6 separate regions of the Homo sapiens genome follow, and regions 1, 2, 3, 4 and 5 are each linked to region 6. Evidence: chromatin loops called from intact Hi-C (ENCODE). Cell type or tissue: A673. All regions are shown on one strand. Links, peaks and the distances in the headings refer to the core of each region. The heading gives the core; the rest is flanking DNA. Region 1 overlaps SPAG16 (sperm associated antigen 16). Region 2 has its middle 37 kb from the start of SPAG16-DT. Region 3 has its middle 33 kb from the start of MIR4776-1. Region 4 has its middle 24 kb from the start of MIR4776-1. Region 5 has its middle 18 kb from the start of LINC01878. Region 6 has its middle 110 kb from the start of LINC01878.

Region 1 (5,306 bases), core at 77-5,076, 1.2 Mb after region 6:
ATTGATTGTTTCTATAGTGGCTATTGATATACCTTTCAGAGTCACAATCAAAGTACCAAGCTCTAATTTATAATTACTCTCAGATCAATACAATATAGATATGTCTAAAACTAGTGTCTTTCTTCAAAATTTCATAGATTACTTGAACTGGCTTAGTTACTTAAGGCAAGAGATTATTTGCCTTGGTAAGATGGATGGTGCTGGAGCTATGTATGCTGTGTCATATATTCTTGGCTTGATACTGCATATATATATATATATATATATATATATATATATATATATATATATATATATTTGTTGTTGTTGTTGTTGTTGTTGTTTTTAAGACTGAATCTTGTTCTGTCACCCAGGCTAGAGTGCAGTGGCACAATCTCAGCTCACTGCTCTGCAACCTCTGCTTTCTGGGTTCAAGCAGTTAACCTGCCTCAGCCTCCCGAGTAGCTGGGACTATAGGCACGTGCCACCACACCTGGCTAATTTTTGTATTTTTAGTAGAGACGGGGTTTCACCATGTTGGCCAGGCTGGTCTCAAGCTTCTAAGTGTTTGAGAAACTCCCAAAGTGCTGGGGTTACAGGCGTGAACCACTGCGCCTGGCCATGCTGCATAGTTCTTAATAAATACCAAATTTATATTGGTAGACAGTATTAGTCACCAGAGAAGGAAGAGTTTAGAATACATTCTTCTCTTTTCACACCCGTCCTTTCCTTCAAGCTTCTGGCTCAGTCTTGAACAGCCTTGATTGGTGTTCTATCTCTAGCTCTGCAGCTGTTTCTGAATTGGGCAATACTTGGTAAGACCATCCATTTAGTTCCTCACCAAAAAGTTGGATCACTGTGAAGCATCAACAATATAGAAAATTTCAGATCAAGATTCATATTTACTGAGTGCTAATCAGAATCTATGAACAATTATCTATGACACTCAGTCTGAATAATTCCATACTCTACAAGGTTTCTGTGAATAATTAACAGTAGCTTTTTTATTATCTTCTGAATGATCAGGTATATAAATTGTTATGTATTTCACTTAATGGTTGTTTGAAAACACACACACACACACACACACACACACACACACACACACACCAGTGTAACCCAGAGAGTGCTTGGCACATGGTGGTTTACTTACATAAATGAATAAAGAGTGATTCAACAAGTAAATATGGCAAAAGTATTCTAAATATTCTCCCTGACCCATCCACATTTAAACTACAATATAATTATGCTGTCTTATCCTACACAAATCAATAAAATGATGAAAATGGGGTAGAAAAATCAGAAAATAGCTATAAAAAATAATTTGTATTTCTTTAGAGGCATTTAGAGGCATTTGTATATAACATTAAGCAGTAAGTATTCATGAAATGACTTAACAATGTTGGTCTGTGTTATAGATCTAAGACAATTCTCATACTCAACCATTGCCTTCAATGAGATTACAAGTAATTTAAAATGCAGCAATTTTAAAGCAATAAGGGAATATGCAATGCATCTACCATTTATATTTATAATATCAGATCAGGTATTCTAGTTGACTCCTGGCTGCTTTTCTTCCAAGGTAGCTGGGTATTTGACTGAGCAGTTATATCACACTGTTACTCTGATATTTGGAAGGCAGACCATGTGCCTGCTTAGCTTGTAGCTCGAAGGAGAAGGGGTCGGAAACAGCCAAAATGTTACTGAATGTTGCTATTCCAGCTGTTTTAACAAGGTGTTACACAGACAAGAATTGGGTGGTTTGTACCAAGGATAGTAGGAAACAGAGGGACTTGCAAAATTCAACAGCTTCTTGACCCCTAATGTTGGGAGATAAATCTGTGGCCCTTATTTCTAAGTGTATTGTGTCCAATACTCTTGTAATTACATGGGAAGAGGAAAATAAAGAAGGTTTAAGAACTGTGTTTACTTTAATTTGTGGTTACTGTGGCATTGCGTTGCCTGGAAGCAACTATATTAGAAACCTACCAAGTTTTTGAGAGAATTGTATTGACAAGGAAACTATGAGCCTATCCTTAAATCCCGTTGACTCTTCAAACAGTGAAACAGTCCTCAGAGCCCCAAACTTGCATCCAAAAAAAGTGGACTTGTATTTTTGCACAGTTCAGAAGGAAGGCAGAGACCATAGCACCAATCTCAATATGGCCACAGAGGATAATGAACAAGAAGGAACCTACAGTGGAACTAAGCCAGAAGCTACAAAGAACAATGGGGAAAGGTGCTCCTCTGGGGGACAGCCATGGTCCAATCAAGGAACTTTCTTCAGTACCACGGCAAAGTTCCTCATGATGCCTGCCTAGTTTTTCACTATTTGGACTAGTGATGCTTATATGTTTCCCATGTTTCCGTTTTCTGTATTACAGTTTATACTGCAGTTATTCTGTCCTTACTTCACAATTGTGCATTGTGTTCATGGTGGTGATGGTGGTGGGAAGCAGAAAACTTGTATTTTGTTTTGTTGGTTACCATAATGCAAGTGACACTGCTGAACCAAATGATGCAGATTGTGTGTCAGCCACAGATCATGAACTGTGAGACATGCAGTAACTGAAGAAGAGATCTGGGGATGTTTCTTTTTTTGGTTGTGGAGAGAAGAAAGTCAGTGAATATTCTAAGTGTGGAAGAAAGGATGACAGATATTTGGTGAGAAAAAGGCCAAACTGTGGCAGAGACTGTTAGCTTTTCACTAGAATCCACTTTTTCCTCCTTCCATATTAGTTAGGCACTTGGCTATATATCTAAATGATATTTATTAGCCTCAATTAGTTAAGTATGTCTGCATCACTAAGTTCTATACAATAGAATATTAGTTAAAGTAGCAGGTACTATTTCCTCATTCTTGCCCCCTTGTGGTGGAATGGAATACCAGTGACAATGACCACAATAATCTTAGAAGCCTATTATTGAAACTGAAAGAACAATTGTCAAGCTGCTTGAAGTAAAGCCACCCCTGTTTTGTAACTTCAGTTAGGCTGCAACATTCTCTGGACTCTCCAGCAATAAGAAAATACACTTCCAGGCCTGGTGCGGTGGCTCATGCCTGTAATCCCAGCAGTTTGGGAGGCTGAGGCAGGCCGATCACGAGGTCAGGAGATCGAGACCATCCTGGCTAACACGGTGAAACCCTGTCTCTACTGAAAATACAAAAAATTACCTGGGCGTGGTGGCAGGTGCCTGTAGTCCCAGCTACTTGGGAGGCTGAGGCAGAAGGATGGCATGAACCCAGTGGGCGGAGCTTGCAGTGAGCCGAGATAGCGCCACTGCACTCCAGCCTGGGCAACAGAGTGAGACTCCATCTCAAAAAAAAAAAAAAAAAAAAGACACTTCTATTTGGTTTGAGACATTATATTTCCAGTATATTTGTTACAGTATTTTTGCTTGCCTAGTCTACTATAGGCACCCATGAATACTTTTCAGGTGATATGTTTTTCCCTCATGACATATTATTAAGGCAACCAAGACAAGCTCTGAAGTGTTCTCAAATTATTTGAAGGAGTAGTAATGGAAATTTTCTGCTGATAATAGATGGCTAGTCTACTCCCTCTTTTTTCTTCCCTTGCCCCTTCTTTCTTCCCATCTTTATTGTCTATCGCAATGCTGTTGGAGTCCATGAAATCCTGCTTGCCAATAGCAACATATGCAAGTTAGTTTGCATGGAGGTAATGCTTGTAAGACTAGTTATAAATTATAAAAACATGCAACTGTTGTAAGTGTCTCCATTAGTAGGACACTGTTTCAATAATGAGGATTTCACTGAAATAATGAAAAACGCCAAGGATTTAAATTTTATGTTAGCATTGACCACATTTACTGATAGGAATGAGTTTTGCTCATTGTAGTTAAGCTGATGGAATAAAAACAGTACCTTCCACATGGTTGACCTCACAGGTTTATTTATTTGCTTATAGATCCAACAAATATGCATTGAGCACTTACTTCGTTCTATGCCTTATTCTAGTTACTAAGCTATAATAGTGAAAAACTTCTGCCCTTATGTCATTGGCATTCTTTCAGGAGGCAGAAAATAAGCCAAATGAAAAATGATAATAATTAATAATTACATATAATATTTAGAGATGACAAATTTTGTAGAGGAAAACTAGAGCACAGGTGAAAAGGGATAGCAGGCATTGGAAAGGGTTGCAATTTTAAACAGGAAGGTCGAGAAAATTCTTGTTATAAAGTTGACATTTGGATAACCTGAATAAGGTGAATCAGCAAGCCAAGCAGATACTTGGGAGGAGAATATTCCAAGCTCTTCTGATCAGGAAGCTTTCCTATGGTGGTAGCATGACCCATGTGACTGCTAAGCAGCAAAGAGGCCAGCATGACTGGAATAAAGTGAGCAGATGAGAGAATGGTAGGGGTAAGGTAGTTAAATGAGTATGTACATATAATAGAGGGCCTTATAACCCCTGTCAATTACTTTGACCTTTATTCTCAATGAAATGGGAAACCATTAGTGGGTTTTGAGCAGAAGAGTCTCAATCTGTTTTACACTCTAATAAGATGACTCTGGCTACTGTTTTGAGATTAGATGGTGGCAGAGGTGGGGTGAAAGCTTAAAAGCAGGTAAAAGCAGAAAGACCAATTGGGGAACTATTGTAGCAATCCAGGCCAAAGATGTAGAAGGTTTCAGCCATGAGAATAGTGAAAGTCATAAAAATTGTATTCTGGATAGATTTGAAAGATAAAGACAACAGGAGTTTCTGAAGTACTGTGAATTGTGAGAGAAAGAGGAAACAAATGACCTGTTACATTTTCATACACCTGAAAGGCAAAGGCTCATTCTCCTTATACTGGGACACTAATATAAACATTATAAAAGGCTTTTCCAACCAGGTGTATCAGCTGGTGATCCAGAAGCCATGACAGAATGAGGAATGCCTTCTCATTGTTCATCTAACATTTCCATTAAAGAAAATGGAATGTTTCCCTTCTGCCCACTTCCTAGCATCACTTCCTTTTTATTTTAATAATTCTGTAGCCAATCATAACCCCTGTGCTGGATGAGATGACAGAAACAGAAGTCTATTTGTAAAGAAAACAGATAAATTAAGAAAGAGGAAATATGAAATGTTAAGATTGTTATGATGAATTACCTTCTGTTAATGATATATACTATTATTTTGAAGGGGAAGGCAAATAATGCATGAAAGTGGACTCTAAAATAAAAGAAATTTTCTTATTACAAAACCAATAATGATAAGATAGCACCAAACTAGTAATACAATGGAGTTTAGTATTTATAACACAAAATGTTCCGTTAATATATTTTATGTTCTTTATGTTTCATTTGCAAAGTT
Region 2 (5,306 bases), core at 129-5,128, 560 kb after region 6:
CTTTATGCATATCCCCAAAGTGCTGATATCGCTGATATTATTTGGGAAATGTCTCATTGGTGGTTTAAGGAGAGTTTCAAAATAGTCTTTAGTGTGACATCCGTCACCCCCCCGTGCTTACTTTATAGTCCCACACATCTTATTCTATTTTGTTTTGTTTTACTCATCATCCACCTTAACACAATTACCCATTAGTCTTGGCTGCAAATGTCATTTAATGCTGTTTAAAAAATTCAAATCCACCATCAAAAACAAAGTTTTCTCATAAAACAGATATTCGAAAATGTACTACCAGCATAGAAAGCAGTTCACAAATGTGAGTTCCAAAATATATTTTGGACAAGGGCAGTCAGTATCAGTGAAGTAAATGTCAATTTCCTCAAGCGTCTGTTTTCAAAAAGTTTACACTCATTTAGACATATGTAATTCTGATATATTTGTTAAAATATTTATTTTATTGTCTTGAAGATGTATGAAATAGCTCAAAAAGGAAATTGGCTAAAATCCATATTGTGTAATTTTTTTCTTTAATTTAAGATGAAAACTTGAGTACAGATAGAAACAGGTAAAGTACTTCACTATAAAAATGATAGAAGGTTCTAGATCAAGTTTTCTATTGGAAATAAAGCCACTATCATGTTTCATCAAATATTAGGACTCAGTGCCAGGGATTTTATTATACACAGGGTATGAAATACTTTATAAATCACCATATCTGCTGACATTCAATTACATTCAGTCTTATTAATATGAACTGTAGAATGTTTTTAGGTGTCTACTGGTAGTAAAACTAGCTTTTTCATTTAAAAAGCTTGGCTTTCCCACATGGCCCAAAAGTTCATATTACACCTTTAAACATCCAAGATTTTAATGCTGATTTTTTTCAATGTTTCAAACTATAGACTAATTACCTGAGTATCTTAAAGACAAACAGCTGTCCATACGCCTAGGGATGGATTAAAATATGGTAAAAGATCTTGCGCAAATCTGATAGTGATTTTTCCATGAAAAAATAATCCTTCCACATCTTTTTCTATATAATCTCTATTTATTCCAGCATAGAAAGCAGTTCACAAATGTGAGTTCCAAAATATATTTTGGACAATGGCAGTATACTGCACAATAATGTATTTTATCAAATAATAAGTGAATCTGGTGCATTTGTATAATAGTTTTGAAATCTCGGCCAGGCGTGGTGGCTCATGCTTGTAATCCCAGCACTTTGGTAGGCCGAGGCGGGCGGATCACGAGGTCAGGAGATCGAGACCATCCTGGTTAATATGGTGAAACCCCGTCTCCACTAAAAAAATTTTAAAAAATTAGCTGGGCGTGATGGCGGGCACCTGTAGTCCCAGCTACTCGGGAGGCTGAGGTAGGAGAATGGCGTGAACCTGGGAGGCGGAGCTTGCAGTGAGCCGAGATCACGCCACTGCACTCCAGCCTGGGCAACAAAGTACTTCAAACCTTTAAAATATTACCTCAGGTATGCCAATAACGTCTCAAAAAAAAAAAAAAAAAGTTTTGAAATCTCTAGGAGAGGAAACAAGTGTCCTTCTTCTTGTAATTCTACAATAATAGGCCCTGTGCAGAACCAGGCAGAGCTAAGTGATTCAACACATCACCATCCTCACACTTTCAGGTAACGTGGACTCATCTTTTCATTTTGTGTGTTCTCTTTCAACTGAAGAATCTTTATGTGCACCCTTTAGATCAGAGGTGTGAAACATTGGGTGTATCTTGAGTCACCTATAAAAACTATAAAACTGTAAGTTCCCATACCTATACTCAAGAATTCTGATTTAATGCTCTTTGCTGACACCTAGACATTGTATTATTATTATTAATATCCCTTGCAGTTCTAATATGGAGTTAGGGTTGAGAACACACTTAAAATCATGGCTGTTGAGAGCTGAAAAGCCTCTGTTTAATTTTTCATGTGATAGAAAAGAGAAGAGATAATCTTGAGAGATGTGCTTCAGGCTTACACAAATTTTATGGACATTTATATAAACCACATAATTTCTTGAGATCTATTTACATATGTATATTGTACAATATAGACATGTCCTTATATACTTGGGTGTCTATCTTATACTCCATATTTACATAGGAATGAATATTTTATTCGAATTTGGTTTAAAATAATATATTCAAAACAAAGTACTTCAAACCTTTAAAATATTATCTTAGGTATGCCAACACCTTGAGTAAGAAATACTTACGCATGACCACTAGGCGGTGCAAGTGATCCATGGTTGTAAATGGTGTAATTCAGAATTAACGTCAAATTGGCAATTATATATACATATATATACTGAAATCATTTGCTATCAGCCAATTTTTTAAAAAGAAATAAATGCTATGATTTATAGTGATAGTAATAGAAACTGCTTTCTATGCCATCTAAGCAATTTTTGCATGCCCACAACACAGTAAGGAGTTCTCTTCCTTTGAAAATATTTTTCTCTAGAGAGGTCACTTGAGTTTTCCAATTGGTTATTTTTACAGTGCAGATTAGTTAAATGGAAAGATTAAATGTTTCCAATGTCTAATTTTAAAACTATGTCTGATGCATAGTTTATTTTCTATAAAAAGTTTTATCAGAACAAAAATAACATTTATTGTTCTTATTAGTGTGAATGAGTCTGAACAGATTTAATTCTTCATTTGTTTCCTTACTTATAAAACTCAAGTTTAGAATGTGCTCAAGGTTGACAAATATTAAAATGAAATTGTGGTAGCTTTCAGAACTTGAGGAGATACATATTTTACTTAGTTTAGATTTTAAATAGTTAATTATTCTCCAAAACTTCCATTTCTTTGTAATGAAAGAGTATTCTAAAATACAAATATGGAAGTCATCTATAGTATTTAATCCAATAAACATTATGAATATCTTTTATTTTCAGGCAGAAAGTGTTGGGACTTCATGAATAAAGAAGAAATGTCCCTTATTCTCAAGGGACATGCAATTTAGTGAATTTAAAAATGTTACAATAGTGCAGATTAGGAGAGTTATCATTCCCTCTCCCCTGCACCCTGTCCCTGGTGTAGTCTTGTTATGCCTCAGGATTAAACACGTTCCCACGTGGCAAGAGTCAAAGTATCCCTCCTGTTGAACAATAGAATTCCCATGTGGCACGATGAGCTTATATGCCAAGCATGAATTCTGTCTTCCAATATTAATACTTAAGCGATATTTTTGACTTTATTGTGAAAGACAACTATGAAGGAAGCAGAGAGAAGCCTACAAACTAAACCAGAAAACTGTTTTTTAGTATTCTAAAAACCTATTTTTTTTCTTACTCAGGAACAATTTCCTAGCACTCTTTTTCTCCAGTGGCTCAGCCTGCTGGTGTCAGACTGAATTCCTCATCCACTGCTTTTTTTTCTCTCTTTTTTTTTTTTTTTTTTGAGACAGAATCTCACTCTGTTGCCCAGGCTGGAGTGTAGTGGCATGATCTTGGTTCGCTGCAAGCTCTGCCTCCTGGGTTCAAGCGATTCTCCTGCCTCAGCATCCCAAGTAGCTGAGACTACAAGCGCCCGCCACCATGCCCGGCTAATTTTTGTATTTTTAGTAGAGATGGGGTTTCACTATATTGGCTAGGCTGGTCTTGAACTCCTGACCTCAGGTGATCCACCAGCCTCGGCCTCCCAAAGTGGTAGGATTACAGGCGTGAGCAACCACGCCCAGCCTGCTTTCCTGTTGAAGACCTTCAAAGATCTCTCTGAGATTTCAAAGCCCTCCAGAATGTACTCCTTTTATGGTAACATTTATCTCCACTCCACACCTGTCCATTTATTATCATGTACAAATTTATATGCATTTTGATGTATGGGAACCTGGGCTGGATTCACTCATGATTTATGCATCAGGAAGTTAAAATGGCTTAAAGTCGTCAGAGATGAGGCTGAATATAGTTAATATTTTTTTTTTCCACTCAGAATTTTCTTGCTGTGGATAGACTACTGCAGAGTTAGTTGCATAAATGTTGATCACTCTGCTGTTTAGACTCAACTTGGGCTCAGGATTCCTGCTGCCTGGTCTTGCCTGCCACCAGCATTTCTGAATCATGTAGGTTATATGAACCCTTGACGCCCTGCCTTTTCACTTACTGTTGAGCCTTCTGATCTATGTTCTGACTTCACTAACCTGTTTGTCATCTGGTTTCACTGGGGCCTGTGGATTCTGATACTTGCTAAACTTTTTGACTTGAATCACTCCCTTGGATGCAGACACTTCCCAGTCCACTCCCATACCTGACCTGTACCTTGATTACCCAATCTTGTTGAACTAACGTGACTTCCACAGCGTGTGCATGGCACCGATACCTAACCAGCTTGTTACTGCTTGTCTCTCAGTGTGGCCTCTTCACCTTTCCCAGGCCATGCTGGGCTCTGCCACAAACACCATGGGGTTATTTTCTTATCTGTGCTCACACCCTGACATTCCTCTTTTCCACTTCATCATCTATCAAAAACATAACTCTGGCCGGGCACGGTGGCTCACGCCTGTAATCCCGGCACTTTGGGAGGCCGAGGCAGGAGAATCACGAGGTCAGGAGATTGAGACCATCCTGGCTAACACGGTGAAACCCTGTCTCTACTAAAAATACAAAAAATTAGACAGGCATGGTGGCAGGCGCCTGTAGTCCCAGCTGCTTGGGAGGCTGAGGCAGGAGAATCGCTTGAACTCAGGAGGTGGAGATTGCAGTGAACTGAGATGGCGCCACTGCACTCCAGCCTGGGCGACAGAGCAAGACTTTGTCTCAAAAACAACAACAACAACAAAAACACAACTCTGAAAACAGTTTACTTCCACTTTCAAAACATATCACAGGATCTTTCTCCTGTAAACCACAGAATTTTCTTATGCCCTGTCATCTGAAAGATTCCCCTCTCCATATCCTGGTTATTTCATTGTTGCCCAGTTTTGAGGCAGATCTTTCTTTCATTGTTTTCTGAAGCTGACAGTCTGACCTTAGCGTTGATCGAGGGTACAGGTTATTAACTTAACAGGAGCCAGTTACGATCCATGTTTGCGCTGTCTGCTGTCCGCATTTGAATTTTTTTGAAATGAGGTGTATTTCAAACAAGTTAATTGCTGTGCTGATGCTCACAGTCAGTGAATGCACCAAGAAATAAGCTAGACTTCACTTTGTAGTAGGAAAAAAACTGACTAGATAGGAAACAAAAAATAGGATTGCATTTTAGTTTCTATTGTCGTTCAGGACAGATATATGCAACCACAGAAGATAATTTGAAGGAGCAAAAATGTAAACAGAAAAATTTGAGAAAGAAATAAA
Region 3 (5,306 bases), core at 254-5,253, 210 kb after region 6:
GCCTTCTCTTGGCCTTTTATTCTATTGAGAAAGATTAAAAATAATGTAACCTAAAACAGTTCTTTTTTATTTGTTATTCATTTTAACCTCATCCCTAAATGAGACTTTGGCAATATAATCATCATCTAGTACATATTCAAAGTACACTCAAAATTTGGTGATTCCTTCACTAGCCATTGATCTAATTTAATCTATATTAAGGAGGGGAAGCTCTTACATTACATACTATTTCATGATGTCAAAAGATAATGGTTGATCACAGGAACCACACCCTTCCCCTCAAAGGAAGAAAATTAAGGAGAAGTTACTGTTTCTTTCATGTGCCCATTTTCTTTACAGGACACAACTGATAAAAGTTTTCCGGAAAATAAATGGCCAAACTGATACTTCTTATCTTTTGAAAATTTAGAATTCATAGATACTTTGATTACTACAATTAAAAATTATCTAAAAATTGAGCGATTGGGATAGGGTTTAGCAGGGGGATTAGAGTGAGGTTTGAGGGTCCAGCTGATGGAATGTAGGAAGAGTAACAGGAAATGACTGTGGCCCACCAAGACACACTGGAGGTTTGATGATTGCTTTACCAGCTACTGCTGAATATTAGAAGAACAAGAAGTTCCACTAACACAACCTAAGCTATTACTATAAACTTAAAAGAATTGTTTAAGACCGTGCAAGGCAAAGCAAAAAAAAAAGAAAACTATATAGTCAGAAAAGGCAATAATGGTAAGTGGAATTTACCAGATGGGATTTTTGCAGAGAAAAGAAAGAGGAGAACAAGAGAACATATAAAGCAAGAAAGGAAAAGAGCTTGTCAAGAGGCTTTTGTATGAAAAAGAAAAAACTGTAGATAGATAGCTTACTGTTTACAACTGTACATGCTTAAGAGACAACGGGCATATCTAAAATAAGAATTAACTTAAAACATCTGGGACCTGTTGTTATTATCTACAACATGTAGCTTTGACAGAGATATCAGAATATTAAACTACAGTAGTTCAGAGACCAGTGTCCCTTTAAGTAGTATTTGAAAATATACTTTAAGGGAGATCTACATCAAAATCTGATAATTTATCTGGTCTGGAATGCTCTCTTTGAAATTTACCTTATTAATAAATTACTAGCAAAATAAATTTTGTTTTCTGATATATATTGGGTATTTGTACCCTCCAAATCTCAAGTTGAATATAATCCCCAGGGTTGACGGTGGGGCCTGGTGGGAGTTGATTGGGTCCCATGGGGCAGATCCCTCATGAACAGCTTGGTGCCCTCCTCACAGTAATGAGTGAGTTCTCACTCTGACTTCACATGACATCTGGTATTTTAAGAGTGGGGCACGTTCCCCCTTCTCTCTCTTGTTCACTCCTGCCATGTGATACACCAGCTCCCCTTTTGCCTTCCTCCATGATTAGACGTTTCCTGAGGACTTACCAGAAGCTAGGCAGATGCTGATGCCATGCTTGTACAGCCTGCAGAACTGTGAGCCAAATAAACCTCTTGTCTTCACAAATTACCCAGCCTCAGGTATTTCTTTATAGCAACACATAACAGACTAACAGAGTTTTTTAAATTTTTGTTTAATAAAAAATTATTTAATTTATTAATTTAAATAATAGCTTATTTAAATTAATTATTAAATTTTATTGATTTCTAAAATTGTATTAATTTTTTCTAATGAGTATGCCCTGTATTCTATGGTGGCAACAAAACTTACCAGTATAATGAGTTCTTTAAGTTTCGATAGCCCTAATCAACTCTGATATGCTATTATCTCATGCAGGTTTCATTTTCCCATATTTATCCTTAATATCTATAGAGGTAGAGACTAACAGAATTCTCATGACACATCCAACATGGCGTAAGTTTTAGTTTGGAATTGCCTAATAAACAATATCTCACCAGAGTGCAAAAATTAAAGGTGACATATTACAATTTGAAAAACGTAAAACAAATGATTTTTAAAACTAGTTAAGCTACTTTTTAAAATCATAAAGTGATGTTTAATAATACATTGGGACAAAATAAAGGAAACTGCCTTGGGGGATTAAGAAAAAACAACACTACACTGCAAAGAGAAGCACAAATATAGACAAGCTTATGGAGAGTAACAGCCCACCATCTACTTATGCTTTTCACTTACAGCTCTATTATGCTCTTAATTGTGAGGTCTAGTAAGACCACAACTTGTTGATTGCCGAAACAGGAGGGCTACACATAGGATCATCATACAGTGCAGCACCACCTGGTGACAGAATGAATAAAAACCACACACACGAGAAAAGCTGATTAAATCGGCATGAATTCCATACTCAAAGATGGGGAAGCAGGAGTCAGGGAACTAAGGTAAAGGCATGTACACTCCCTCATATTTCTCTGTCACTCACATTGAATCCTAACAACCCTCTTCCAAATTAACTTTCTACACATCTCCATATTTTTGGAACATCCAACGGAAAAAAAAATCAGGTCTGTTTCCAATTGAAAAAAAAAAAAAATCAGGTCTGTTTACCTTTTGCAAGAGAAGCAGGTGTATCTTGAGCGAATCTTGACGCTTATAACATTTCCAAAGCTGTCTTCACGACCTCTTAGTACTCAAGAAGTCTTTTTATATTCTCTAGAATACTTCCTCTTTTTCTAAGAGAAAGAAAATAAAATCTAATATTTTAAAGATTTTTACCAACTGGAGCTAAAACTTGTTTTTAGAACTTATTTGTTATTTAATTTTATAATTGCCTGTATAACCCTTAATATGTATTACAGAGAAAGATGCCTAGGAAGTCAAAGAAATGCAATGGAATTGGATAAATTTAGTTATACCAAAGAACCTTCCAGACGAATCCACTAAGACTCAAACTACCTTCCAAAGATGCCAAATACAGTCATGGTTAGAGTATAGATCCATTCACAAACCATTTCATCAATATGAAGCAAGGGCAAGAAAAGGCTTTTTGGTTTTGATTTGGTTTAGTTTGCTACTACAAACTGTCCTGCCATCCTATGGGTATCTCATTTAGTTTGCTGTTTCAGAAAAGAACAATGAATTTTGTGCTTCAAAAGAGGCTTTTTGCCTGTTCTGTCCCTTTAAAGTCAATAGCTTTTTGAAATTGTCCTGCTGACCCCAAATAAAAAATTCTGAAAGAGATGCTCCTGACTCTTCAGAAACCCATTATGTGACAGGACTGACTGAGCTAATCCTGTGAGTGTTTTACTGCCCAGCAGAGATGTGGTGGCTTTGGTGGATTATTGTCTGGCTGCCCTAATGGAATTCCTCTGAGCCCAGTGGGAGATGGGGAACGATTTTCTGCTCCCAAGAAATTAACTGCTCTAAGTCTGCGGAATGCGGTAATTTTTTATTTCCTAAACAAACTCTTTCACCTGTTTCAGTTAACTTGTACAATGTCAGAAAAGCATGAGGGCTCAGAGGAGTGAAACTAACCTGATTTTATTCTTTCATTCAACTATTTATTAAACAGATACTGAGTGCCAAGTACTTTGCTAAGTAACTGAAAACTAATGAAAAATAAAAAAGAAGGCAGAACTATAAAGCGGGATCTGATATGGTAATACGTTATGTTTTTATTTGGTTTATGAAACGCTTTCTAACATGAAATTTCAGTAAGCTTAAAGGACAACCCTGTGAAAAAGGAAGCGTGGTTATTAATATCATTTTATAGATGAAGGTCACATAACTAGTAGGACACAGTGCCAGGAATAGGACTCAGGTCTTTCTTTCAATTCCCTCTTCCTCATATCATACCCCCTGACATTTCAATGCAGCCACTTTTGAAAGTGGAATATTTGAAAAATAGTCTATTATATTGGTTGTCCCACACAGCAAGTCTTCAGCACATAAATGAAACTGGCACTTCATTAACATAGGTTTCTAAAATTTAAGTCACTTGCCTAGAGTTGCCCCGCTCTTTTCAATCTAAAAATAATGGTAAGCTGGGTATAAATGTCTTCCTGTTTCAGTATTTTCAGAGAGCTCCATAACTAACACTTTTGCAAGAAATAACTTCTGAGTTATTCTGCTCTTTTCTTTCCCAGCAGTGAAACACATGGAAATAATCATGTTGATTAAATATTACAAGTAGAACTAGAGAATTTCATTGCCTCAAATCTGAACTAGGAATGGGAAGTTATTTTCTTATTTTAAGGTTCTTATGCTACAAAAGCAATAAATATACACCTGATTTTTTGGTAATGCATTCAAACTATGGAAAGTGATCTAGGGAAAACATGATTGAGGCCAGGTGCGTTGGCTCCTGCCTGTAATTCCAAGACTTTGGGAGGCTGAGGCAGGTGGATCACTTGAGATCAGGAGTTTGAGACCAGTCTGGCCAACATACTGAAACCCTGTCTCTACTAAAAATACAAAAATTAGTTGGGCATGGTGGCACACACCTGTATTCCTGGCTACTTGAGAGGCTGAGGCACAAGAATCGCTTGAACTTGGAAGGCGGAATTGCAGTGAGCCAAAATCATGCCACTGCACTCCAGCCTGGGTGACAGGTGATGAGTGAAACTCTGTCTTAAAAAAACAAAAAAAGCAAAGAAAAGAAAGAAAAAGAAAAACATGATTGTATCTCTTTACCCGGCCTACTTCACCTGGTCCAATTCACCTGACATAAATATTGTTAATCCTGTTAAACAGGTAAACACTATTTAGTGTAGATTATTCCAGAAGTTCATTTTATGTGCTAATTTTTTAACCTATGGTGATGACTCTATATATGATACCAATTTGCCTTTCTATGCTCACCCAACAGTACATGTGAACATATTTTTATGTTCATACACGTAGATTGTCCACATTTTAATAAATATTGAGTATTTCATAGTATTTATATACTATAATTTGTATTAACTATTTCCATTGATGTACTTTCAGCAATTTACAGCTTCTTGATTTCCCACGTCATAACAAATACCTCTGCTCATGTTTCTGTGCACATATATAAGCATTACTGCACAATAGATGCCTAGGAGTAAAGCTGCAGGTCAATATCTTTACAAATGGCATTTTGATTACTGAAATTACCCTCCAAAAAGCTTTACCCTATCATCTTATGCTGTGAGCAGCCTTGCATGTGATTGCCATCCTTTTAATGTTTGTAATCTGATGGCAAAAAATAATATTTCATTGTCACGTAATTTGCATCCATCTGATTAATAGTGACATAAGTGTCCCATCACATGAACAGCCTGATTTCCTTTTGGATAATTTTCTCTTCCCCATCTGATAGTCTGATGGCACTATTAATAAAGACGCCCTGCCTTCTTACCACATGCATACTGCAATG
Region 4 (5,306 bases), core at 102-5,101, 220 kb after region 6:
AAGTCAGATCATTCAGGGCCTTATGGGAATTTACAAATTGTTCTAAGTGTATTGGGAAACCACTAAAGGGATTCTTAAAGCTCCTAAGAATGAAATTATCACTACCATCATATTTCCTTCAATCTGTCAGAGACTACAGTAAATATTTTACATAATTATTCCCCTAACATTATTGAGCACCTACTATATGCTAGAGAGTATGCTGGGTACCAGAGATTCAATAACAAACAAGAGACACGTAGACACTATTTTCAAGAAGTTCATGATCTAGTAAACATGTTGCATTTAATCCTCACAGTAGGTTCTATGAAATAGGAAACTGAGGCATAGAGGGAGTAAATTGCATGAAGTCATTTTACTAGAAATTTTTGCAATCAGTATTTGGACTCTGTCATATTCCCAAGACATTGCTTTTAAGCAGTATTCTGTCTGCCTCCCACGCTGTTATGTAAACACCCAGATAAACCCAAGGAATAAATCACTGGAATATGATCAATTTCTTAATCTCTTCATGGTCCTCAGTTCCCTATGCTTATATCAATGTGTACATGTTAGGTTATAAATTTCACTTGAGCATGGAAATGAGACAGCCTTGAGTATGTGAAGCGTCCTTTACAGAATTCAGTGCAATTAAGTTTACCAGCTCACTCAGTTTATCATGTGCATGGTGTACGCTGAGCAGGTGCTTGGCTGTCCATCATGAGATTTGAAGTTCCACATTATATTGGACATGCTCACTGGGATGACACATCCAATTTGGTGGCTGCTTATTGGAATCACATCTTTTTGTCATGTTCCCTTTCCTTCAACAGGAAAGTATAATCATAAATATTAAAAATAAGTTTTTGAAGAAAGCTGCTCACTGACTCTAAGAAATAAAAGAGTTAATTAAATGCTGAATACATTGAACCAGTGTTGGACAGATAAAAACCTAAATTTGGTTGTCGTAACTGTCAGGCCATTTAGAAACCAAATAATTCACACCCTACTAATTGCTTTTATGTTCACTTATCCAAGAGACATGAGTCATCTCTCACAGAATCCTAATTATGAATGACTTACACCTTGTTGATGACAGAGATCTGTGTTATTCTTACAGAAACTTTCCAAGACATATTTCTTTTAAAATAATTTTAACTTTCTCTGATTTAAGTTTATCTGATAAACTTGTGTATTTTCTCAGAAAGATGTAACCTAGGGGCCTAACTTTTCCTGTCTTTCCTTCCTTAGCCAAAGCGTTGTTCAGAAGCCAGGAAAATTGAGTTTCTAAACTTTTTGCTGCAAAGGGTGTCGATGCTCTGATGACAGATTAATCCAGGCACCTGATTTCTGAAGCTCTGTATTAAAAGCACTGATTCTTTTCAGTAAGGAATCCAAAAAACACCATGAAAGACAGCAGTGACACGAAAATCCATGTAGTGCATATCTGAGTGTGTTAAAACAAGGGCCACTGAATTCTCAAGGCATCAAGAAGTTGATATTGTATCATTATTAAGAGTCTAGGGACACTTCCCTTACTTGAGTGTTAAATATGAGGAACTATTTGAAGACCAAGGAGGGAGAATGAATACAAATGTAACTCACAAAATATACCAATTTAGTTACTGACTGACATAAAAAGTCTGCTGCTTAAGATTCAAGTGTAACCAATGCCACGTCAGGATTTTTACGCATACGCACACACAGTGTTCAGTAACAAAATAGTTTCATTGGTCCTTGATCCTTCAACATTTTACAATTAATTGCCTGGGATACAGAGGCCCTAATGGAAGGGTCATGGCCAGACCTGGAAAGGCCAATACTTAACTCTCACCATGCTAGTGTTTCCTCCCCATCCTCAGACTTGGCAAGCAGAAGCCTGAGGCCTGAAACAAGTAACCTTTGGACCTAGTTTTAGTGAGTATGATTTCTGTGGTCACACTTTCTTTCACTACGTCAGCTGTCCATTAGAGGCACCTTGCTGTGCTGCACACGTGAAATATTAGACACAAGAGTGGCTTCTAAGAATTAAACTACAGAGACTAATCCTTGACTCCTGTAAAATAACTATCAAAGACCTTCCATCCTACCTATCTGGGAATTTCATATGAAGGAAAGATTGATGCATAATTAAAACAGAAACTGTGTATTTATTCAGCATAGGGAGTGGTAGTACAAACTTCCTGGAACATTATTCCAAATGGGAGGATCCAGCAATAGGGATCAATCTTTCTGCTGAGTCAAATGTTGGCTTCTCTTCTGAGGTTTCTGATATATGGGCATCAACCAGCACTACGTGCAATGATAGCTTTTGATGCATATCTTGCCAGTGATTCCAGTGAAAATGTTCAATTTCCTTCTTTAAATCAGCAATTTTCTGGGTCTCATTGCCATTAATATTTATGAATTGAAATAATGTGGTGCTTCAAAAGTAGCCCCAAGGTTTTATAAAATAAATTATGGGATTCCTTTTTTTTCATAAGTAGGAATAAGAGCTTAGGTCTTATTCCTTAGATAGATAGCTTAAGGTCATAGAGTTTACTGGCAGGAAGAACCAAAAAGAAAAAAATGCTTACTCCATTATTCTAAACTGACCACAATAAACTACATCTTTTTGAAAACACTGTTATAAAATAGGACTTGAACTCAAGGTCTGATGTGATTATCTTATTAAGAGTTCTCCGGAGCTTAATTTCTCCGTTTAAGCATCTCTATGTTCCATGAAACAACTACAAGCTCACTTTCAGTTGACACTGCATTACGACCCCTGGAATTAAGCCATCACTACAGGGAGAGTACTAAATTCTCTAAATAAATTTCTAGATTATCTGGCATGTTTGACTAGTGGATCTTATGGGTCCTTCCTTCCTTCCTTCCTTCTTTCCTTCCTTCCTTCTTTCCTTCCTTCCTTCCTTCCTTCCTTCCTTCCTTCCTTCCTTCCTTCCTTCCTTCCTTCCTTCCTTCTCCTCCTCCTTTTTGGTTTATTGTTTATTGAGAGGGGGAATCTCGTTACATTTGTAAAAAGTGATTGTCACATCAAACTACACTATTTTATTTTTTATTTCCATAGGTTATTGGGGAGCAAGTGGTATTTTGTTACATGAGTAAGTTCTCCAGTGGTGATTTGTAAGATATTGGTGCCCCCATCACCCAAGCAATAGAGACTGCACCCTATTCGTAGTCTTTTATATCTCACCCCCTTCCCACCCTTTCTCCTTGAGTCCCCAAAGTCCATTGTGTCATTCTTATGTCTTTGCATCCTTATAGCTTAGCTTAGTTGCCCCATATAGAATAACATAAATTCCTTCCCTCATATCCCTACTCATACCCTTTCTGCTGTCTCATTCTTAATCAAGAAAAAAGCACATTACAACACAGATAAAAATTCCTCTATAATGCTGGGATTATCCAAGCCAATCTAAATCATTCTAGGCTAGTGTAAGTTCCACATGGTAAAGGTGGTGGTGAGGGAGTTATTATAATAAAATACATAAGAAACTCTATGTCTTACCCATATGTGTATCCATGGCCACAGGAAGAATCAATACTGCAACTCTGATCAACAGTTTCATTCCTGCATTAGTAAGGAAATTAAAATCTTACTGTAAGGGTCCTCTTATTACAGGAAGTTCACTTCTATTAGGAATATTTCATAAACCAGTTTGTAGCCAAGGTCAAGAACCAGGAAGCATGGAATTAAGTAGACCACAATCAGTAAAACAGGACTTGGTTACCAAGCTTTGGGACAGGATCAGACAGGCTAGAAACCTGCTGGGCATTGTGCTTCCTGGTTGTGAGAATACAGGTCAATCATAGGGACTCAGAGCTGAGTCCAGAGCAGTATGAATGCACAGTAGAGGCAGGGGCCAAGCTGGAAGACAAGAGCATGAAAATAATATTTTATCCATGATGTTTTTATGAGACCACAGATCAGATTCCAATTAATTATTGGTGAGGATTAGCATCAAAGTTAATTCTTCTCATAGATTGAAAAAAATCACAGAATTGGCATGACAGACTATCTATACATGTACAACTTTCACTGTTTATAAAACATAAGGATAGGCCGGGTGCAGTGGCTCACGCCTGTAATCCCAGCACTTTGGGAGGCCGAGGCGGGCAGATCACAAGGGCAGGAAATCGAGACCATCCTGGCTAACACAGTGAAACCCCGTCTCTACTAAAAATACAAAAAATTAGCCGGGCGTGGTGGCAGGGGCCTATAGTCCTAGCTACTCGGGAGGCTGAGGCAGGAGAATGGCGTGAACCCGGGAGGCGGAGCTTGTGGTGAGCCGAGATCACACCACTGCACTCCAGCCTGGGTGACAGAGCAAGACTTGCTCTCAAAAAAAAATAATAATAATAATAATAATAATAAATAAAAAAACATAAGGATAAAGCTGCAGTGCTTTATGATTGTTACTAAAGTAACTTCCCTTGGAAAAAGAAGACCACATTTCAGAGTCTCATCAGTAAAGTTGTAACAAGTTAATACTTCTGAAGGTATTAAAATGAGCATTCCGTTTAATAATATTATTGTCAGAACACCTAAGATAAAGTGTAGTAAAGGAAATTCATTCATCATTCATCCATGCCTCTGACAATTATCAGATCTGGATTCGAGAAGTAAACTTGAAGGTCATCAGCCAATAAGAGAAAGTTGAAGCTGTGGATCCTAGAAATAGTGCACTGTAATGTCAACTTAGATACATTTTAGATATGATAGTGTTAAACGCTACTATAGATTAAGTAACATGAGGATGGAGAACTGACCGTTGTATGTGGTGTTGTGAGGCTCATTCGTGACTTTGACAAGAGTAGTCATTTCACTGGAGTACTGGGGGCCTTATTGGAGTAAGTTCAAGAGAAAATAGAGAACTTAGAGACTGTAAGTGGACTCAACACCTCCAGGGACTTTGTCTAAAAAGGGAAGGAGAGGAATGAAGAAGTAGCCAGGGTGAGTCAGGTCAAAAGAGGGCTTTCTAAGATGGGAGTATACCAGCGCATTTGTATGCAGATGAGAAAGATTCAGAAGAGGTGAAACAATTGATGACATAGACAGGAGAGAAAAAAACCACCACAGTGATATCCCTGAGTAGGCAGGAGTGGATAGGATCTAGGTCCTAAGTGGAGGAATTGGTCCCTGCTAGAGTCCAACTATAGCAGAAAAGGCTCTCAATATGTTGTTGTGAATGAATTTTAAAATGCTTAGTGTGTTCTTTCTTGAGATTTTAATATCTCACTCTTCTTTTTCTGACTTGTTCTTTTGTAAAAGAACTTGAAATCTAATTCAGAATAAACGTGAGGTAAATGAACAACTTGAATAA
Region 5 (5,306 bases), core at 71-5,070, 90 kb after region 6:
TATTGGATATTGCGTGGTATTTAAATAAGTGGGTCATCTGCTGGGGTGCAGAAATCTCATTAAAGCTTTTCACTGGAATGGTATTTTTGTAACTGAATTAGACTTTTATTACACCCAAGCAGTTCAGCTAGCATTGTCTCCCTTGTATAAAATAACTCCCTTTCTCAAACTATACAAATTCTTTTCCTCATCTTTCAAGGTTCATCTCCAGTCCCATTTTCTCCTCAAATACTCCCCTTGAAATTCCATTCCATGTTGTCAGAATTGTTCTTACAATTCGTGGTTGCACTTTCAGTACAGTTTTCTTTGACTTTTTCCACATCTAATTGTGACATGTACATGCACATGTAGTTTTCAAAAATTTGCTATGAGAGAGGGATGAGATGGGAAACTCCCTTGAACTTTTTATGTGCTATGCACTTTTGCATCATATTTAATCTTCACAGGTATTCCCTATGGTATGTATTCATATTTCCATTTTTCAGATGAGAAAATAGAATTCCAGAGATACTATATGCCTTGCTTTATTACACAGCTACTTAAGTGGCATCCTGGGATTCAAGCTCAAGTTAATTTTATTTCAAAGTCACTCATCATAATATCTTTCCAAAGACTGCTCTCTATGCATTTTGTGTTACAGAAATTGCATTTAGGAATTTGAATCTGTGATATCAGCACCACTGTCACCACTAAAGTGGAAGGAAAGATCATGGGCTTCAGGGAAAGAAAACTAGAGCTCTAATCCTGGTTCTACCACGCTAAACACCAGTCTCTTCTCTAAGTAATACATACAAAGCCTATGCAACTACCAAAAGAGGCACCAGTCTGGAAGAAGTGCATTAATGCATGCATTTTCAGAAGTACTCTTTACATAGTACTCACGTTGGGCTTTAGAGTAAAATCTGGTTTTGAAGATAGGATCTGCAACTCCTGGACCATGCTAACATCAGCAAGTTATTTAATTTCTTTAAAACACATATCCTCATCTGTAAAATGTATTTAATAATCACCACCTCAATGGATCATTAGAAGGATTAAATGAGGTTAAATACGAAAAGCTTTTAGCATATTTCTGGTCCATAGTAAGTGCTTCATCAAACTATCATTTGTACTCATTCCCACTGGATTAATAGAAATTAGGCATATATGCTAAGAGTACACTAATCATTGTGAATAAACATAAAAACTGATTAAATCCAAACCAAAAGTTTAGAAAATATAAAACTATTATTTTAATGTCCTTTAGTCTCGGTATCTGATATTCAGCAGGTCCAATACCAGAGTACTATTAGGTGATACTATAATACACAGCTGTGCAGCCAAAAGTATTTTTGAAAGTTTAAAAGAAAAAAAAATCACCTTTTCCTGAATTGACTAGAAAATACATTTATCTTATAAAGTTATCTCAGTCACTTTTTGTTTCATCACAAAATTTGGTAAAATTATGTGTAAGGGGCACTGAAACTCAAGTAATAAACACACACACATTTTAAGATTTCTGTATATTAGCCAAGATAATAAAAACACAATTATGATGATTTATTTTCTCTTTTGTCTGCATTAAGCAATAATAATAAAGCTAGACAGATCTAATCTCAGTAGAACTGACTCCGGTAAAAATGATGAACATAGACTTTATCTGTCTTGATAAGAATATTTTTAAAAAATTCTTTATATTTGTGCATAATTGTTTATATTGTGTGCATAATTGTTTATGCACAATTATTAGCGAACTTACAGCATAGATGCCTGTTTTCTACTAATCCAGTAGGAATGAGTACAAATGATAGTTTTACAAAGCACTTACTGTGGGCCAGCAGTATGCCAAAAGAAAACACATTATTTTTAGAGATGTTCCCATGTCAACATGTGCTCTAACATTTCTACAGAGATTTACAGTTGAAGTTTTCAGAGCCTTTGCATATGACATTATATTGTGGACCCTTCTCCAGGGAAGAAATATATCAATATTTTTAAAGATTGCTTAAACAAATCAGAAGTACCTAAAGGATGCAGATTCGACTGACTTAAATCTCATCCCAAAAGCTTGTATACTTTTTTGCAAGAACCTCATTTGAATGCTGGCCTATCAAGTCAAGCACAGCTATTTCGAGGGAAAATATAAAGGACCGCAGGAGTTAAATCTGCTGTTCATTAACATGAAAGGAAATTTCTTGCCCCATTTAACTAATATCTTAGTTGGTACAGTGTGACGAACAAATTTTAGTTGCTAAAATCTATTATACCTGCTTTAAATTGCATCTCCCTGTAGCCAGAGGCTCAATAGTTGGTTAAATTCAATTTGAGTTGCCACAGGCTGTTAATGAGTAGGTTTTCTATTTATTCTCTTAATTGTTCTTTATCTAAATTATCACTGATGATGAAATCTTACATGCACTACATTCCCACATAATCAGAAGGTCTAAATAATTTTTCCCCTTCAGGATAATGATATGGAACTAAAGGCTCATAAAAATCTTTAGGGATGGTTTGTTTTGTGTTTTTATATGTGCAACATTTAATTGCAAATTAAACAATTCCACTTGAACCTTGGTAGCATTAACAAAATATGGAAATAATAAATGAACAGAAAGTTATAATTACTAAGCCTATAGTAGGTGCCTAACAAATATATAAATATGTGCTGATTAAGTATCATAGTTGATTTCCAGCATTAGAAAGCCCTGCAAAACTTTTAAAACTCACAAGTTTTCTGTCTCAAGTACATCTTTGTAGATAATGTGTTATGTATATGACATGAATGTTGGAATTTCATTCTTAAATTAGTTACTGAGTTTATGATACAATAGCCACAGTAAAAATGAAAACAATGAATTGGGAGGGAAAATAGAATGTTCATCTATACCTATCACTTCCAGCAGAGGTCTCTAGAGAGCAACTAAAGTTATGGAAATAAGGGATATATGTTCAGTAATTTAAATAGAAAATTTAACTCTTCAGCTTCATGTGAGCCCTTTCTTTTCACCCACGCCCCTTTCTCTTTTGATGTCTGTGCTCCTTCATCAGATAAAAGACTGTCTAAAAAACTGATCAGAAGTAGACACAAGAGAACAGGTTAATCCCAAGTGCACCGGTGTAATGTGTCACAAAACAGACAATGTAATTATCTCAGCAGCCTGTTTAACCAGCTAATTCGGCAGCTTTGCATACCAGGGGTGAGCTCATCTGTTCACTAGATAACCAGCCAGGACATTTTTCACCAAGATCACTACAGTTTTACAAAAGCTTGTAAAAGCCTAAGGATTTAGTGTTTCATTGAATGTGATTTAAGAGCTTTTTGCAATCTTTTATTTATAGGGAAGCAACAGACTAACAAAAAGAGGAAAATGCAGATGAGTATTGTACAAGGCTCAAAAGATGAAGTCAATGATGTAAATATCCATATGTGTTCACTGAAAATGAAATATCTCTCTCTTTACTGGGAATCTCGACTTACAGAAAAGTGATTTTGAGGGCAAAGACTTCTAAGCCCAGTTTTGCTTTTCTTAGAAGTACATTTCTTTGCCATTGAACACATTCTTCATTTTGCTACAATAACACTCTTTTGGGGAATCAGTGTGAGCATTAGAGTCACATTGACTCGGACTTGAATTCTGGTTCTTCATCCTTTTTGTCTTCTTGATCTTGGGCAAGTTAGCTCCACAATTTCCTAATCTTTAAAATACTAATAATACATATTGCATGGTTACTGAGGGGCTTAAGTCATGTCAGGAAAATGCTTGGCACAAAGAGATAGCTAAATAAATAGTAAATACTATTACATGAGACACACACATATATGTATATATATAAAATATTGTATATACACACATACAGGCACATATATATATATACGTTTATATATACAAGTCAGTAACAAAAATTAACCAAAAACTCAGGAAACATATATTGTTACAAATTTTTTCCTTAAAATGACTATCCACTGATCTCAGTGACAAAACCATGTCCAGCAACTAGCACAGGGCCCCAAGTGCTTAATAATATTTGTTGAATGAAATAAACATAACAGACTAGGGGAAGAAAATCACTGAAGAATATATAAAATTAGCCAAAAATATTGACAATATTTTAAAGTAGTGTGTTTTCCTATTCAATATTTTCAGTAAATTAAACTTTGAAATCAAAGGACAGTAATTTCTATGTATAATAGCTTAGATGGAGCTTACACCTGTGATGTCACATGTCTCATCATTTGACATAGTTAAATGGCAATAGTGGCAGGAGAGTCCAAGTCTTAGACAATAATAAAAATAGCTTTGAAGGTGAGGGAAAGAAAAAGGAAGGTTCTGATTGAAAGTAAAGTCTGCAGAAGGGCCTGTTATTACACCAAAGTGACAAGAAAAGCACAAATGAATTACATCTGAGGTGCAATATGCCAAAGTATATGGCATGGGAAAACTCCATAGCCAGGGGGATGGCCAGGAAATAGATTTAAGAAAAAGCCAACCACCATCTCCTAGGTTCATGTGAAATAGCTTCAACAGCAAGTTCAAAGCCAGGGAAAAACAAAGGCTCTCTGCCTTTAGCTTCCATTCTACTACCAACAGAGACTGTTCACACATCAGCCAAAATGCAACTTGGATTTTGCTGCTCCCCTTCTCTAAAACCTCCTGTAACCCTGCTATGATTGACCTCTCTACTTCTCTTAATTTATTTCAAAGCACTCTTCCCTTGACGTGCTCCACTGAGACCATATTGGCCTCACTGCCATCTTTTGACAATAGCCTGAGGCATTTCTACCTACTATTAGCTGTCAGGAAGTCTATTCCTCTGACGTCTACAAGGCTTGCTTCCTCACCCCACTTCCTTCAGGTCCCTGCTCACATTTTACCCCTCACAAAGGCCTTTGCTGACCGCCCTTTCTAAAACTCCAACTCCAGTCACTCTCTGGTTTTTAATGCTGCTTAATTTTTTTCATAGCACTCACTGGACCTCAGTTTTCTTTATTTATTTGCTCATAAATATACTCTCTATTATCCCACTGGAATTTTAGCTCAGGGAGGCCAGGAGTTTATTTTCTTCCCTGGTCTATCCCCTGTGCCCAGAAGTCTCTGGCACATAACAGTGACTTGGTACACATATTTGTCAAATGAATGGTGGGAAAGGAGGACAGTAGCTGAATGTCTGTGTTGCCACCACATTTTATTCAATCTAGTTCCATATTGTATCGTAATTATGAATTTCTATGACCTGGTGCCACCCTTAGTTTGTCAATTCCTTTAAGTAGTATGGGGTCTTCATCTTTGACTAAAGCATCTGGCACCCTGTGGGTCTTAAGAAAATAG
Region 6 (5,306 bases), core at 235-5,234:
GACGGGACAGATCATGTAGTGTCTTGTAAGTCAGAATATGAAATATGGACTTTTTTGTACGTGCAAAGAGAAGCCAAAGGGAATTTTAAGTTGGGGAAGTACATAAAGCCTGGTTGTTCCATAAAAGCACAGATTGGAGGTGGCAAGAATAAAAGGATAGAGAGCCAGTTAGGAGACCGTTTAAATGTTCCAAGCTGAAGGTGAAGGTAACCCGGACAAGGGCACACCAACGGAGATGAGAGAATTCAAAGAATGCAAGTAATATTTTGGAGAGATAATTGACCACATTTGCTGGTGGATTCTTTTGGAGCATGAAGGTGAGTATGAAATGGAAGTAGATTCCTAAGTTTGTAGCTTAAGCATTGAATTTCAGCAAAAGCATCTAGGACTTCCAAAAAGAATAAATTCCTCACTGTATTGTAAAATGAAAGAGACGTAAATGAGATAAACCATTTGTTGAATTTATTGAATGTCTTTGAATCTACTGTCTAACTCTATTAAGTCTGAGTACAAGTTAACTTGCATTTCTATTTTAATCCAAAGACTTCATTGAGTTTAAGCTTGTAGCCCATACATTCTAGTCTGTCAATGTCTTTTATTCTATTAAAGGGAAAGATTAAATGCTCAATATATATTTCTTGCTCCCTCTTCTCCTTCCATTTGTATGCATCATTGCTTTACTGTTGCTATTGCATTCTTCTTTCTCAGCAATCCTATAGTGTCTGTACTGCTATTTAGTACGAGAAAACCAAGGCTCTAAGAGGTTGAACATTTTGCCAAATATCACTGAGCTAGTAAGTGTTCAAGCTAGGATTCGAACCCAGGCCTGTTCATTTCCAGACTGCTTATTCTTTACTACCATTCTTCTTCTGATGGTTTCAATGATTCTAAATCCAAAACAGTAGACAGTCCCCACATTCCCGCCATGTTTACCTTCAAATGTATTATTTTTACAGCCCCCGTATTTTTATTTAAACTATACTAAAATAGGTATTGTTTTCTTCCCAAGGGAAGGTTATCTAGACAAAGTGGAATGAGAGAAACACTATGGATAAACCTAGCCTGAGATTCAAGACTGGCCATGATGATGATAATTCTTTTTCTAAAAATCCAGAGCAGACTGTTTTTGATTAAACAAATCACGTAAGATAGTTTCATCTTAAAATTTTTTATCATAATTTGTTTATAGAACAGAAACTCTCCATTGTCATTTAAACAAGGGCACTTTAGTTATGAACATATGATATCTTATCACCATATTTTCATCTCTAAATTCTAAATGTCTGTCAAAAGATATCTGATTGGAATATAATAGCTCTCAGTGTCAGGAATATTCATTGTTCATAGGAGTACTAGAGATTACATACATAAAGGAAAGGAAGAAATAGTTTTTTTCATCATTTAACTGGGATATTGGGTGTCCCAATTTTATCTTTTTAATCTAAATGAAAAATTTTCAAATTCAAAACAGGTGGTATAGTGAAATTGCCTGTATATGGACTTCTTTACCTAAAGCATATAAATTTTCAGTCTACCAAAATGAAGCAAAATTAACAGAAAACTGTGGCTTGGGCTGTCTTTAAAGTGGAAAGTTCCACCAATCGGTTGACACTTTTTCTTCTTTTTACATGCCCCTATTATGAGTATTATATAGCACCCTAACACCTATATTCATTACTTTTTTTTTTTTTTTTTTTTGAGACAGAGTCTCACTCTGTCACCAGGCTGGGGTGCAGTGGCATGATCTCGGCTCACTGCAACCTCCGCCTCCTGGGTTCAAGCGATTCTCCTGCTTCAGTCTCCCAAGGTGCTGGGACTACAGGCGTGTGCCTGTGTTTTTAGTAAAGACGGGGTTTCATCATGTTGGCCAGGATGGTCTCGATCTCTTGACCTCGTAATCCGCCTGTCTTGGCCCCCCAAAGTGCTGGGATTACAGGTGTCAACCACCGTGCCCTGCCTATATTCATTAATTTTACAAATGCATATTAAAACAAAAAACCTAGAACCCTGGATACTGATCATGATATGCATTATTCACCAAATCTAAAAGACTATATGTGGAACAATTTATGTTTGTATTATCTTAAATTAGATTTGATTTAATATCCCCTTCACAGGTGTAAATTAGGGAAAAGGTGGGAAGGAAGATTATTTCATTACTACTTTTTTTTTTTAAAATAACAGGTATTATTTAGATCACCAAAATAAAGTATATAAACATATAACGTTCTTTTTGGGCACCAGAAATGTGCCTTAGTTACACTGTAATCATTAAGGACACAGAAGAATGGGCAACGTGTTTGAAAATAATATTGCCATTTCTTTAATTCTTTTTAAAAAAGTTTATGAAAAAATTGCTTTGGGTTCCTAAAAGACATGCGAATATATGTCACTCCACAAGGTGGCGGAAGCGTGCCATGCATTGTTCTTTTGTGCTGGCTCAAAATGTGTTTTACTATTTAATCCTCTTTATTCAGCGGTCATAGTGCTGTTTTCTACCATAAGAGTTCACGCTTCACAGAGCCATCTTTTTCTTAGGCAGTGCTTGCTGGTACACAAGCTATGTATGTTACATGCAAAGTTCAATAGAATCAGGACAATCCTAAGCAAATACAATTTAAAACATATTCAGTAACCTTTCCTGAGAGACTACAGTTATAGCTTTGACTTTATTGTTCTGGACTCTCTGAATCCCAGGGCACCGAAAGTTTTTGCATTTCTAGTTTTAAAACATATTTTACAACATATCTTTAGAAAATTCCTCTTCATCTGTGTCCCAGAATAGTATCGACGATACCTCCTCATAATAAGTGTAAACTAGAGGTCCTTAAAGGCTTTGCAGTTTGCAGTGACCAGAAGTAAACTACTTTTTATCACTGTGGAAAAAAAAAAATTCATTCCTGGCCAACATGGTGAAACCCCGTCTCTACTAAAAGTACAAAATTTAGCCGGGCGTGGTGGCCTGTGCCTGTAGTCCCAGCTACTGGGGAGGCTGAGGCTGGAGAATCGCTTGAACCCGGGAGGCAGAGGTTGCAGTGAGCCGAGATCACACCACTCTGCACTCCAGCCTGGTGACAGAGTGAGACTCCATCAAAAAAAAAAAAAAAAAAAAAAAAAAGGAAAAATTCAGTTTTATCCTATCTCAGGAGGATAAAGTACCTAAAACTCCACTTTTAGAGAGTTATTCTTTTGGGTAAAATGTTGCCTTCTGTACTTGGTCTTCGAAAACACAGATTCTTCTGCTGGAGTAACATTAAATTTCTAGCGGCTCCATCATCGGCTTTGTGACCTTCGGTAAATTACTCCAACTTTTTTTTTTTTTTTTTTTCTTTGAGACAGAGTTTCGCTCTGTCGCCCAGGCTGGAGTGCAGTGGCGCGATCTCGGCTCACTGCAAGCTCCTCCTCCCCGGTTCACGCCATTCTCCTGCCTCAGCCTCCCGAGTAGCTGGGACTACAGGCGCCCGCCACCACGCCCGGCTAATTTTTTGTATTTTTAGTAGAGACAGGGTTTCACCGTGTTAGCCAGGATGGTCTCGATCTCCTGACTTCGTGATCTGCCCGCCCTGGCCTCCCAAAGTGCTGGGATTACAGGCGTGAGCCACCGCGCCCGGCCAAATTACTCCAACTTTCTGTATTTCAATTTTTCCATGGGTGAAATAGAGGAAATAGTAGGATCTACCTTCCTTAGTTGTTCTGAGAATTCACTTAACTAAGATAATTCACATAAACACCTTGCATGGACCTGGCACATAGCAAGGGCCTAACAAATGGTGGCTATTGTAATAATCATGGTGAACAACTTAGCAAGTTTCTTAGGAGAATATTGTTCTGTGACTGGAACAAGACAATGGAAGAAGAGAAAGGGGCAATGGAGGACTTCAAAACAAATTCCGCATGGCAGTTTCGTTCAGTGGTGACCTGTGTTTCTGCAGTGATATTTCTGCAGTGTATAGCTGTTCAGCTTCACAGTTAAGTCCCTCTTGAACTTCTGTTTTGAGCTCTTTTGGGTTTCTTCTCTTTATTCTACCTGCAGCAACTCAACAAGATGGCCTACTTCTTCCTGAAGAGCCTTGTCTTTCTATTCTTTCTACAGCCCTCTCTCCCCAATCAGTGATTTAACTCACAGTTCTCTATATTCTGTAGGCACTCAGTAGCGCCTATTAGCTCGAGGATCTCTCCTCAACATGTGTCAACAGCTTATAACCCTTGTTTTCTCCCAGTCTCTTCATATAGCCAGATGGGCACATGATGTCAATACAAGCAGATAGTCTGCATTCCCACCTCTCAGTATTGGAGTTCTGTCTTTCTGGGTGTTGTTAGGATTATCTAATAGGTGCCACACTGACTAGCCTGTTTAAGAAGCCAGATGTAATCTTCAGAGCTACAATAAGTTGGAAATTGAATTTCATATACTGTTATTCTTTTTTAATAAGGACATTGTGTTAAAGTACCAGAGAAAATGATTTCATGTTTATGTCTTGGTAAGGTATATCATTAAGTTAACAAAATAAGTGGAAAGAACAAAACATATGTCAGACCCAGCTTCCTCATTTTTGATTAAGAAAATACATTAGTCACTTTTACATCAAGGTTTTTTTTTGCCCAATAATTTTTTTAAAAAATATGTAAGTGCAATGGTAGAAGAAATTTGACGTAATCAGGGTGGTGAAGATATAATCCTGAGACTAAACCTCCTGAGTGAGATTAGGCCCTTGCATATGCTATTTCAGGGTTCTGGATTGGGAACTAGTGAGAGTTGTGTCAATGCAAGAGAATGAAAAAATCTAAACCTTCACTGCTCACAGGATGATCCAGGAACCCCTGGAGTCCCCGAGACCTTTTTAAGGGGTCCATGAGATGAAAATTATTTTTATAATAATAGTAAGATGTTGTTTGACTTTTTCATTCTTTCTGTCACAAGTAGACTGTTGAATTTTCCAGAGGCTATATGACATGTGATAACATCATCACTCTACCAGCTAATGGATGTGCTTCTGTATTCTCATATTTTAAAAAGTTCTTGGGACCAGGTACAGGGTTTCATGCCTGTAATCCCAGCACTTTGGGAGGCCGAGGCAGGAGCGTTGCTTGAGCCCAGGAGTTTAAGACAGAGACCAACCTGGGCAACATGATGAGACACTGCCTTCACAAAATATGAAAAATTAGCCAGGCATGGTAGTTTACATAAACAAAAGGTCTTTGAGTTCTTCGATAATTTTTTACATGGTGAAAAATGTTGCTGAGATCAAAATGTCTGAAAGCTGCTACTCTAGACCATGTTTAACTAGCTTGTGCAGCAGTAATGA

The links. Peaks named below come from ENCODE experiments on the same cell type or tissue, not always from the same donor. Only the 100,000 strongest peaks of a DNase experiment are listed, where the experiment ranks them.
Region 1: it touches region 6 in a loop (3-fold over the local background); 6 of 110 quality-filtered maps call a loop at or near these places.
Region 2: it touches region 6 in a loop (6-fold over the local background); 28 of 110 quality-filtered maps call a loop at or near these places.
Region 3: a loop joins it to region 6, with 7 times the contacts of the local background. A loop is called at or near these places in 21 of 110 quality-filtered maps.
Region 4: it touches region 6 in a loop (12-fold over the local background); 21 of 110 quality-filtered maps call a loop at or near these places.
Region 5: it touches region 6 in a loop (2.6-fold over the local background); 14 of 110 quality-filtered maps call a loop at or near these places.

What each region holds. Positions count from the first base shown.
Region 1 is chr2:213,931,903-213,937,208 of GRCh38, forward strand. The region is part of intron 12 of SPAG16 (sperm associated antigen 16); the gene reads left to right. Among named protein-coding and RNA genes, the nearest start is that of MIR4438, 180 kb to the left of the region's middle. In A673, for the core only: a CTCF peak has its summit at 2,842 (motif pointing left); no DNase peak of the experiment used is centred there.
Region 2 is chr2:213,244,640-213,249,945 of GRCh38, forward strand. No RefSeq gene overlaps it. Among named protein-coding and RNA genes, the nearest start is that of SPAG16-DT, 37 kb to the right of the region's middle. In A673, for the core only: a CTCF peak has its summit at 2,218 (motif pointing right); DNase peaks (open chromatin) are centred at 2,242 and 3,072.
Region 3 is chr2:212,890,173-212,895,478 of GRCh38, forward strand. No RefSeq gene overlaps it. Among named protein-coding and RNA genes, the nearest start is that of MIR4776-1, 33 kb to the right of the region's middle. In A673, for the core only: a CTCF peak has its summit at 2,242 (motif pointing left); DNase peaks (open chromatin) are centred at 2,239 and 3,229; H3K4me3 peaks cover 737 bases; H3K27ac peaks cover 2,007 bases.
Region 4 is chr2:212,899,891-212,905,196 of GRCh38, forward strand. No RefSeq gene overlaps it. Among named protein-coding and RNA genes, the nearest start is that of MIR4776-1, 24 kb to the right of the region's middle. In A673, for the core only: no CTCF peak of the experiment used is centred there; DNase peaks (open chromatin) are centred at 1,021, 2,331, 2,741, 3,131 and 2 weaker places; H3K27ac peaks cover 4,807 bases.
Region 5 is chr2:212,774,235-212,779,540 of GRCh38, forward strand. No RefSeq gene overlaps it. Among named protein-coding and RNA genes, the nearest start is that of LINC01878, 18 kb to the right of the region's middle. In A673, for the core only: a CTCF peak has its summit at 2,866 (motif pointing right); a DNase peak (open chromatin) is centred at 2,917; H3K27ac peaks cover 1,626 bases.
Region 6 is chr2:212,684,085-212,689,390 of GRCh38, forward strand. No RefSeq gene overlaps it. Among named protein-coding and RNA genes, the nearest start is that of LINC01878, 110 kb to the right of the region's middle. In A673, for the core only: a CTCF peak has its summit at 2,386 (motif pointing right); a DNase peak (open chromatin) is centred at 2,447; H3K27ac peaks cover 1,196 bases.